Linked DNA regions of Homo sapiens: region 2 is linked to region 1. Evidence: read pairs that join two places in POLR2A ChIA-PET (ENCODE). Cell type or tissue: HepG2. All regions are shown on one strand. Each heading gives the region's core, and the rest is flanking DNA. Links, peaks and the distances in the headings are about the cores only.

Region 1 (5,370 bases), core at 114-5,113:
CCTCCACTTCCTCACCTGTAAAATGGCCACAATGACAGTGAAGAGCAGTGGTTCTGGAACTGGATGGCCTGGTTCAAATCCTGGCTCTGTCCTTGGGTAGTTGTTTGACCCTGGCACGTCACTTCCCTGTCCTTGTGTGGAGAATGAAGATCACAATAGTATTCATCTCCCAGGGCTGCTGTGCCAATGCCTGAGGACAGATAAAAAGCCCCAGCAAGCGGCCTGGCACCCATGAGCCCTCCGTCAACACTGGCAGACAGCTGCTGATGCCATCACAGGGCATGCCTGACTCCATGGAGGCGACAGGAAAGGAGAGCAAGTCTTGGGCTCAGGCTGCCCAAGTCTTCCGGGCCGGAGCGGACACTTGCCCTTTGGTGGGAGGCTCTCGAGGCCGTGGAGCTTGAAAGTGCTGCGGGGCAGCTCACAAATCCATATAACTCACTCCCGATTACTCTCCAGCCTGCCTGAGCAGCTGCTCCAGGAAGAAATAAAATATGCTTTGCATACTTTAAATGTTTCACTTATGAAAACTGGCAGGGCTGCCTTTCTAAATTGTTTAGCAATAAAGTCACTAACGAGCAGTGTTTGAGGCTCTCCCCACCGGAGCTGGAGCCGGGCCGGGGAGCCAGCCGGGGTGGGGGGAGGGGGCAGGGAGGGAGGACAGACTGGCCGCCAGTGCGGAGACTGCTAGGGCTTCCAGAAGGCGCCATCTGGGATTTTTCAGAGGGGCACGGGGATCACATCCTGGTGTCCCGATGTGAAACTGGATCCTCCCTCTGGAAGCCAAGCCCCAAATGAGTGGGGGCAGAGGGGAGGGCCCTTCCGGCCTGGGACGTTTTCCCACACTCCAGGGCGCCCCGGTTTCCAGCCAATTGAGTTAATTGAAAAATTACCTTGGGCTGAGAAAGACCAGGACTGGGCCACGGGGGACTGCCTCACAGGAGACCCAACTCAGCCTCCAGCACTGGACTTCCACCATCTATAGCTGCGAGGCCTGCAGGGGTGCTCCTGATGCTGGGCACACATCCCCTGCAACCTCCCAGAGACCTCAGGGGTAGTTTCAGTCCTACTTGACAGATGGGGAAACTAAGGCAAAAGGGATAAGGAGCCTGCCCAAGAACAGAAAGCTAGGGAGCTGTGGGCCATGAGCCTCCGTGCAGCCTGGTGCTGTCCCCTGCGGTACTTTGTCCCAGGATGCTGTTCTGAATGTGTGGCAGGGCCACTGCGACCCCAAAACCCAACGAATGTAACTCGGAAGGAAGCCCAGAATGCAGATCAGCTGGCAGGCGGGCAAGAGGCCTCCTGCCCTGCCCAGAACAGGATGGTGCCGCCATCCGCAGAAGGCCTTGCTGCGGGCTGATATTGCTGATATTGACAAAGTGCTGAATAAAGCACTTTTCCCTCCTTCCAAGTGCTCACTTCTCTGTTTATCATCCCAGCTGCCTGGGAAGATTACAATGGTGGGTTTTATTGTCCTAAATAAAGGCCAGCCAACCCCAAGGCCCCGGGAACAGCACCATGACTCAGCTGGGTCACATAGGAGTCTGGGGTATGGGGAGGCCCAAGCCCAGTTCCCCACCTGCCCCTTGCCCCTGGCCCATCTCCCATGCACAGACACCAGGCAGTCCACACTGGAGACCGCCTCTCTGGGGCAGTTCATTCGTGTCCCCCTAGGACCCCTGCCTATTCGAAGGCGAGAGAGACCTGCAATTCCAGAATGGTCCATCCCATCTCCAGGGGCCGTGGCAGGCATGGCTTCTGAAACCAAGTAGGACACCAACGGGGGCCCCCACAGCTGTGTCTCCCCGGCATCAGGCCACAACCTTTCAGGACTAGAAATGAACACAGCTGATTAGAAAAACACCCTTACTTCACTTACAGAGTTTCAGCAGTTTAGTCTGTGAACCAAACATATAATTAAGGCACAGAAAAATGTGAGTTGCTTTTTTTTTTTTTTTTTTAGGAGGGGGAGCTGGGAGCGGGAAGAGGCAGACAAACTCAAGTCCCCGAGTTACCTTTATGTCTGAAGACAGAATTTCTTCCCCCACAAGAAAACTCGACCCTGACATAGAAGCTGCATATCCAGTGTGTGTTTTTTTGTTTTTGTTTTTTTTTGAGACAGAGTCTCTTTCTGTCACCCAGGCTGGAGTGCAGTAGTGAGATCTCAGCTCAGTACAACCTCCGCCTCCCGGGTTCAAGCGATTCTCCTGCCTCAGTCTCCCAAGTAGCTGGGATTACAGGCATGCGCCACCACGCCCGGCTAATTAGTTTGTATTTTTAGTAGAGACAGGGTTTCACCATGTTGGTCAGGCTGGTCTCAAACTCCTGACCTCAGGTGATCCGCCCGCCTCAGCCTCCCAAAGTGGTGGGATTACAGGCGTGAGCCACTGTGCCCGGCTCAACTTTTGGTTTTGACACTCACTGAGCACCTCGCCTGAGAGGCGATGCCGTCTAAGCAGCTAGAAACACATCTCCAAGCAAGGCATCCCAGCCACTTACTAACCAAGTGATCTTGAGCAGGTCACCTCACCTCTCCGTGACTCAGTTCTCTCATCTGTAAAATGGGAGTGATTGCTGTAGGGATTAATTGGGGGTCTATACCATAAAAGAACATTGCTGGGCACACGGCAAGTACTACATACATTTTGGTTATTATTTTCCCTCCTGCTCCTCCCTCAAGAACCACACTGCCTTCTCGTTGTGAGACCAGCCCTTGCCAGGAAGCATTGTCCTGGGTCCCCAGAGACTTCTGGAATCTCTGATGTAAATCCTCAGGTAGAACATTCTTTGCTGAGAGGTCTCCGGAGTAGGCTCTCCAGCAGCTGGCGGGGGGTGACTGCTGAGGAAGTGATCCTGCAATCCTAATCTGGAGGCTTGGGCACTATTCTGCTGCTGTCCCCTCTGGCTTTCTCTGGTTTCTGGACTGAAAAAGGTAGAGACGGAACTTTAATTCTTGCTCTGAGTGGCCTCTGACTTCCCACCAAATGTTTCCCCGTCTGTCTGGCTAGCTCTGCCCACAATTCACAAAGGTCAAACGCTGTTTCCACTCTGCATGCCGCCTCTAAGGAGAGCAGAGGAGAAAACTATTCGAAAAATGTAAATTAAAAAAAAAAAAAAACCCAAGGCTCTCCTCCCCAACACACACACACACACACACACACACACACACACACACACACACCACACACACACACACGCAGCTCACATCCAGTTCAACATAACACAAGACCACAACAAGCAGGAAGACAGAAGGGCGATGCCGAATTTTCACCAGTGGTGACCAGCTCCAGGCCTGCCTTTCTTAGAGGATTACAGACGGCCCTGCTAACCCAGACAAGGAAATCTCTTGTACAGAGAAGCATCCTTCCAGGTCCTCCTAGACACCCTTCTGGCCAGGTATTATAAGCTGCAGCATCTGGTGCAGCCCTGACCTGTGCTCTAAGCCCAAGAAGTGCCCATTGAGCTAAAGCTAGCCCAAGGCACAAGCCCAGGGGCAAAAGCGTCCTTCCATCAAGCCAAAGACCCCCTAGGACTACAGTCTCCTGGCCAGAGGTGCTTTCATGCCAAAACATGTTTTTCCTTAAAGCCACCCTCTACCCCTCATCTCCCAGGAGAAAATGATACTGACTAGAGAAGAGTAGGTTCTAGGTTCGGCTGCTGTAGGATCAAAGTGCGCAGCTTGAATAAAGAACAGAAGGTTGTGCAGAAACACTGCGTGTTAACGTTTGGAGCGGGTCGGAAGCGTTTCTTTCATCTACATGTTTTATTCTCTAAGTCAGCCTTCTCCTGCCCTACTCTCTTGAGCTGAACTTCTACTAGATCTTTCCTTTTTCCTCTCCGCACTCCACAAACCTCAAACCATATATATCCCTGGAACGTCTGGGGACGTTTCCTCTTTCCCGACACATCTGCAATAATGCCATGATCACTTGTGGCTGCTTGAGGAGGACAGGGGACAAATATGTGCACCCTGGGCGTACAGGGCTGGCAGGGGTGGGAGGTGTAAAGCAAAACAAGCCACATAAACACCGCAGCTTGTGATGCTTCAACACTGCCTCCACGCTTGGGTGAAGCTGCAGAAAATAAACCAATTGAAGAAATAAAAGTCCTAATCAGGAGCAGGTGTTTGCATTGTAACACGACTTGGGACACGAACAAGCCCTGTATAGTGGGCTCATTGCCACGTCTCTCTGGAATTGTAGGCTGACCACCAACCAAGCCATGAGGTCACCCCACCTCCAGCGGTAGACGGCCCATAGCTGCAGATATCCCAGAAATCCAACAAAAGACCAATGCCGGGTTCTAGTTATTCTCTCATCCTGATGCCTGGGACAATGAAGCCCAAACCCAGGAAGCCAGACAAGAGGACAGCAGCTCTCTGGTCCTTCTTTGGTGAACAGACAGCATGGATTTCAGCAAAGACCATGGGCAGAACCAAAGCGTTTTCAGCTTTCGGCATTCATGAAAATTAACTCAGGATAACTCCAGTGCCCAGGAAATCTTCCCTGCTCCTGATCTCTGGAGAAAGCTATACATCTTCGAAATTCGCATCTTCTCTGCATGTACACCTGCAGAAAGCTAATTCTGGGGAAGCAGGGTAAAAAAAACCGGAACCTCCCCACCCCACACCCCCATCCCACCCCCCAACCCAGGCTGCCCTGGCCTAGAAGATAGGCTGCTGATTCAGGTTACAAATTCCCAGGCAGAGAAATTCAACCTCCTTTTTCCAATGGTCGGCAGTTAATGTATTGTTCCATCTTTGCCCTCCTCTTTTTTGTAATCTCTCGGCTGAGTGCCCATGTTCTCAGGACCCTCTTGCCAAGAGGTGAGTATACTGTTTATTTGGCCTTGGACGCCACTCATGGACCCCAAAAGGAATATGTGAACTTGCCACTGCATGCCTTTGGGTCCCTTTTGACCTGATGGCACTGGGGTGGGGATGCAGGGCAGGCTACAGAAAAGGTGAATGAAGACGGGCGTGGTGGCTCACGCCTGTAATCCCAGACTTTGGGAGGCCGAGGCAGGTAGATCACCTGAAGTCAGGAGTTTGAGACCAGCCTGGCCAACATATAGTGAAACCCCATCTCCACTAAAAGATACAAAAATTTAGCTGGGTGTGGCGGCGCTCGCCTGTAGTCCCAGCTACTTGGGAAGCCGAGGCAGGAGAATCACTTGAACCCGGGAGGCAGGGGTTACAGTGAGCCGAGATTGCACCACTGCACTCCAGCCTGGTCGACAGGGCAAGGCTGCGTCTCTCAGAAAAAAAAAAAAAAAAAAAAAAAAAAAAAAAGAAAGGTAGAATGACATCTGTCTGGTCATTTCCACCTGCCTGGCCAGGCCCAGGCTACTGGGCTAGCCACATCCACCCTG
Region 2 (5,370 bases), core at 266-5,265, 52 kb before region 1:
CCTGGTGTGGTGGTGCACGCCTGTAATCCCAGCTACTCGGGAGGTTGAGGCAGGAGAATGGCTTGAACACGGGAGGCAGAGGTTGCCGTGAGCTGAGATGGCACCACTGCACTCCAGCCTGGGCAGCAGAGTGAGATTCCATCTCAAAAAATAAAAAAATAAAAAATAAATGAAGTGGAGTCAATAAAAGCACCTCCATCATAGGGTATTATGAGGGTGAATGAGTTAATTCAGGTAGAGTGTTTGGGCTGCAACAGTGCTGCACCCAGAGGAACCCTCAAGGTCTAACCCCCAAAGTCCCCCCGCCACATACACACAGCCTCTCCTCTCTGCCTCAGGTGGGCTTTCTCTGGCTGTCTTCTGAGAGCAACATCCTTACCTATATTTGAGTTGATGCAGACAGAAGACGCAGAGAAGGCCCAGGCTCCCATATTGCAGCGGATTCCCAAACCTTCACACAGGCTAATCTTTGGAGCATCTTTTAGCCACAAAACCATGAAAACCATCAGGGAATCAGTGAAGTAACAGCAGGGGAGCACCCCCCGCGCTGCCCCTCCCCCCCGCCGTCTGTGCCAGCTGAGGAGCTTCTGGGGCAGTTCCCATCCACTGGAGAGTGTCCGAGGCCTGCCCTGCTCCTGGGCACAGACCCACAGTTCGACTTCCTGCCTGCCTCATGACAAAACCAAACACGATTAAAACCAGGCTCAATAACGACAGTGACTCGTTGAGTGCTTAGCCTGTCTGGGTGGTCTGTCCCAAGTTCCTCACATACATGAGTTGGAAAGTTCTACATCCATTTCACAGATGGAAGCTGGAGCTGAGAGAGGTTAAGCAACTTGCCCAAAGCCACACAGCAACTAAGTAGCGGAGCTGAGGTGGGATCTGATCATGCCCACCTGATGCTGTTGCTCTGTGAGGCCCCAGTGGACCCCAGGTGCCCAGGTCCTGATCAGCCATGAGGCTCTGAACCCTGCTGCCAACTCCCAGCCCAGCCCCTGCTCCTCCACCCTCAGGGGGCTGTCCACTTCCCCACACAGGCTTTCCGCATGGATTTACTGAGAATCCACGTTGTTCTGGGTGTGTGAGGCTGCTGGGGATACATCAGACACCGTCTCCCTGCTCTCCTGGAGCCGACAGCCAATAAACAGGAACTCAAGTAAAGAAAACAGAAAGGCCAGGTGCGGTGGCTCACACCTGTAATCCCAGCACTTTGGGAGGCCGAGGCAGGTGGATCACCTGAGGTCGGGAGTGCGAGACCAGCCTGACCAACAGGGAGAAACCCTGACTCTACCAAAAATACAAAATGAGCTGGGTGTGGTGACGCATGCCTGTAATCCCAGCTACTCGGGAGGCTGAGGCAGGAGAATCGCTCGAACCCGGGAGGTGGAGGTTTTGGTGAGCTGAGATCGCGCCATTGCACTCCAGCCTGGGCAACAAGAGTGAAACTTTGTCTCAAAATAAATAAATAAATAAATAAATAAATAAATAAATAAATAAATAAATAAATGAAAGAAAGAAAGAAAAGAAAACAGAGTCTGTGAAATGCATGAAGGAACTGAGACTCGCTGGAGGGGAGGGGATGCAGGGCAGATCTTGTGAGGGAAAATTCAGGAAGGACCTCTCCGAGCAGGTGACATTTCAGCTAAGGCTGGGAAGGATGAGGAGAAGTCAGGAACTCCAGGCATCAGGGAATGCTGGGGAAAAAAAGCACTCCAGGCCCAGGGATCAGCAAAGCACAGGGTGCCTGGGGGAACACACAGCCTCAGAGCATTTGAGGAACAGAAAAGGCAACGTGACTAAGCTTCCTGGGGCGGTGAGGTCAGGCAGGGAGGTGGGTGCGAGGTCATGGGGCCGCAGGCAAACGGCCCTCCCTCCCAGTGCCCCACATGCAGGCCCTGGAGCACCAGGAGCGGGGAGGCTCCGTGGTGTGTCTTCCTGCAAGTGGCCTGCCTTTGGGAGCATCAGCCCTTTCTCCTGGGGACTGGGAGAGGCCGGCAGTGAGGGAAGAATGGCCCTCGGTCGTGCGTAGAGAATGTAGGGGACACAGGGCCTCTCACAGACCCAGATCCTGATCTTGTCAGATCTGCACGCCCGTGGGAGGGTGCTGGCGGCAGAAACGCGTTGCCATAAGCCTTCTCCCCACTGCAGGCAGGTGTGGTCAGGGGACCTCCTTGGAGAACAAGGTGGGGGAATTTGGCAGCTTTCTCAGCATGGCGTCCATCCCCCCTACATTCCTGGGGCACCCACTGTAGGCCAGGCCCTGTGCCGGGTCTGATGATACAGTGATGACTAAGTCACAGTCCCTGCCTCTGAGGCCCCCATGATGTGCCGGGACAGCCAAGCAACCCAATATGTTAAAATCCAGTGTCAGGACCCAGGGAGAAGGGACTGAGGGAACAGAAGGGAAGGTGTGAGTCATCCTGCTTGCTGGTCTGGGTGGACAGAGACACACGGGAACAAGAAAGAGAAAGGCCGACCCAGTGACCCCTGTTCAAGATGCCAGGCACTGGGGGTGGAGTGGGCGGGGCATGAAGAGCCAAGACCCAGAAGGCCCAGTGAGTTCTGCGGTGAGAAAATAGCCTGGAAACTGACATGCACACTCGCGTCTGCTGTGCAGGGTATGGACCCTCTCCAGAGGCAGAAGGGGCTGGGGGCTACAGAGGGCCGCGGGCTGAGGATGGCATTAGGTGTCTTATAGGGCAGCCGCCCTTGGGTCCAGCTGACTGTTGACCCAGGTGGCCGGACCGGCTTATTTTCCAGGACAAGTTGGAAATCCACACTGTAAAAGTTTCCAACTTTTAAATGGTGGTAACAAATTTGAAAATGTTTAAAGCCCCAAGCAGACTCAAGAAAATCTCTCTGTCGGTCACCAGTTTTAGAGCCTAGAATAAATGAAGGTAAATATAAATCAGGCGAGGCACCCAAAGGCACCTGGGCTGGGCAGGAGAGAGCTTCCCGAAAGGGGCATTTTGGAAGAGTCCAGAGAAGAGCAAGTTGAGGAGCAGAGACAAACAAAAGCTCCCACTGAGCCCCTGCAGATGCTGGAATCCACAAGCTGTTACCAGTCTATTTTTTTTTTTTTTTATTTGAGGTGGAGTCTCACTCTGTCGCCCAGGCTGGAGTGCAGTGGCGCAATCTGGGCTCACTGCAACCTCTGCCTCCAGGGTTTCAAACGATTCTCCTGCCTCAGCCTCCTGAGTAGCTGGGATTACAGGTGCCCACCACCATGCCTGGCTAATTTTTGTATTTTTGGTAGAGACGGGGTTTTACCACGTTGACCAGGCTGGTCTTGAACTCCTCACCTCAGGTGATCCACCGTGCCCAGCCTGTTACCAGTCTCTTTATGATAGCAAAGGGAAGGGGAGAAGCACAACCCAGGAAGATTGTCCCTGGAGCGCCTGGTCTAAGAGAACCGGGATGTGGAGCAGCAGATGCCAGGCCAGGCTTGGCAGGGAACTCCATGAAAAGTCACGTGAGTTCACAGGTGGAACAGGATGGCCAGGGCCCAGCACTGGCATCACAGCAGGTATGTAACTGAGGGCACTGCCCAGAGCTCAGGCCTCGTTTTAAAGACATACACTCTGTCTCTTCCAGCTCCCCTCTTCCTCCAGGGCAGCTGCCCTTCCCGAGGGGCCAGCCAACCTTCCCAGCGTGAAATGCACAAGGACCATGTCCCTACTGACTCAGCCTCCTCCTGCCAGTCAAGAACTGCCCCGCTGCTAAGCACTACATCAGTGGTGGCCTTGGTGGCCCACGGCCTACTCCATGCTGTGTCTGAGGCATGGCAGAGTGGGCAAGAAGAAAGTGAGGGTGTCACTTCAGGGCTGGGGGGCTACTTCTCTCCAGAGGAACTGGCTGAAGTGACATCAGTCAATCCTCATGTTCCTCTTATAAGGCAGGTTTGATTATCCCCACTTTGCCGATGAATACACGGAGTCTCAGAGGGGCTGAGTCCCTGGCAAAAGGACCTGTAAATGCTACACACCAAAGTCAGGATTTGAACCAGACAGCATATTCTCCACTCCCCACGTGGCACTGCCTCTAAGACGCTGAGAGGAAGCCCAAGAACAACAGATAAGTGATGGTCCACAGCCCAAGAGGAAGGAAAAGAGAAAAAGCAAAACCAAAAAGACTGTGCAGCCAAATTGTCCAAAGTACAAAGGTGACTATTCCCGGGGTGACCCGGAGTCACTGAGAAATGCTCAACTGTGTTCCTCTCAGCCTGGATGGGAAGATGGGTACACAAACCTCTAGGAAAGCCTGCTGTCTCAGATGGCAAAACAGAAACACAATGGCACTGGCACCTACAACGGGGCCTTAGTAGATACCTGTTGAAGGCAGTGGTACAATGTATGGCGCAATGAGGGGCAAACTGCAGCTGTCAGCAAATGTCATGTGTGGGAACCTCCCCCAAGAGTCCAGGCTGAGGGAGGTGGTCTTGCATGCAGTGGTACAAGTGTGCCCGGAGGTGCCAGAGCTGAGAAGTCCCCAAGGGCCACGGCCTGCAGCCAATCTTTCCTTGGTGCCTCCTCCATTCTCCCCATGGCCCGACCCAATTCACAGGCCCTGCTGCCAGGGGCTCCCCTTCTGAGGATGGCTTGCAGAGGGGACCTGCTTCCATGGCCTGGGGGCCCAGGGATCAAAGCAGAGGACTATGAGATGCCCACTGTCGCCCCAGCAGGAAAGGCGACCATGCCTAAGAGCTCTACGTCGCACCTGGGAGGACGCATTAAACCACAAACACACCCAGAAGTCCCCGTAATCTCCCTTCCACAAGCCTGCATGGAGTGCCTGTCCTGTTCCCTGCCCACCCAAAGAAACCCTCCTCATCCTTCAAGCCCAGCTCCAATGCCACACACATCCGGGTCATTACGGCTCAAAGTTCTCTCTTCTGCCTCTGACCTTGGGAGATAATTACTTACGTGTGGGCTTGTGACCCCTCTCTCATAAGACTCAACGAACACATCAAGAGCACCCAGGATGGGCGAAGTCCTGGGCTCAGAAGTGCCCAGTTCTTTTCCTTCTCTCTCAGGGTGAAGCCTCCAGGGTCAGCGCGATCACCCCCCTCCCAGACGAGAGTCGAGGCAGCAGGGGGGTGGCGGCGGGGAGTGGGGGAGAGTGCAGGCCGAGAACACTGCTTGTTAGGGCTGGGACCAGGTCTGCAGACTCTTGGTAGAATTCTTTCCGCTAGGGGCAGACGCCACCTGAACTGATGATGATGATGATGATTATTTTTTTTTTTGAGATGGAGTTTTGCTCTTGTTGCCCAGGCTGGAGTGCAATGGCGTGATCTTGGCTCACTGCAACCTCCATCTCCCAGGTTCAAGTGATTCTCCTGCCTCAGCCTCCTCAGTAGCTGGGATTACAGGC

Evidence for each region. ChIA-PET counts read pairs that join two places held together with the same protein. Peaks named below come from ENCODE experiments on the same cell type or tissue, not always from the same donor. Only the 100,000 strongest peaks of a DNase experiment are listed, where the experiment ranks them.
Region 2: POLR2A ChIA-PET joins it to region 1 with 5 read pairs; 6 of 35 experiments call an interaction of 5 or more read pairs at or near these places.

What each region holds. Positions count from the first base shown.
Region 1 is chr1:14,940,819-14,946,188 of GRCh38, reverse strand. The region is part of intron 1 of KAZN (kazrin, periplakin interacting protein); the gene reads right to left. Among named protein-coding and RNA genes, the nearest start is that of TMEM51-AS1, 210 kb to the left of the region's middle. RefSeq lists an enhancer at 1,563-2,158. In HepG2, for the core only: no CTCF peak of the experiment used is centred there; DNase peaks (open chromatin) are centred at 3,038 and 3,698.
Region 2 is chr1:14,993,342-14,998,711 of GRCh38, reverse strand. All of the region lies in intron 2 of KAZN (kazrin, periplakin interacting protein), which reads right to left. Among named protein-coding and RNA genes, the nearest start is that of TMEM51-AS1, 160 kb to the left of the region's middle. RefSeq lists a silencer at 2,325-2,619. In HepG2, for the core only: no CTCF peak of the experiment used is centred there; a DNase peak (open chromatin) is centred at 2,411.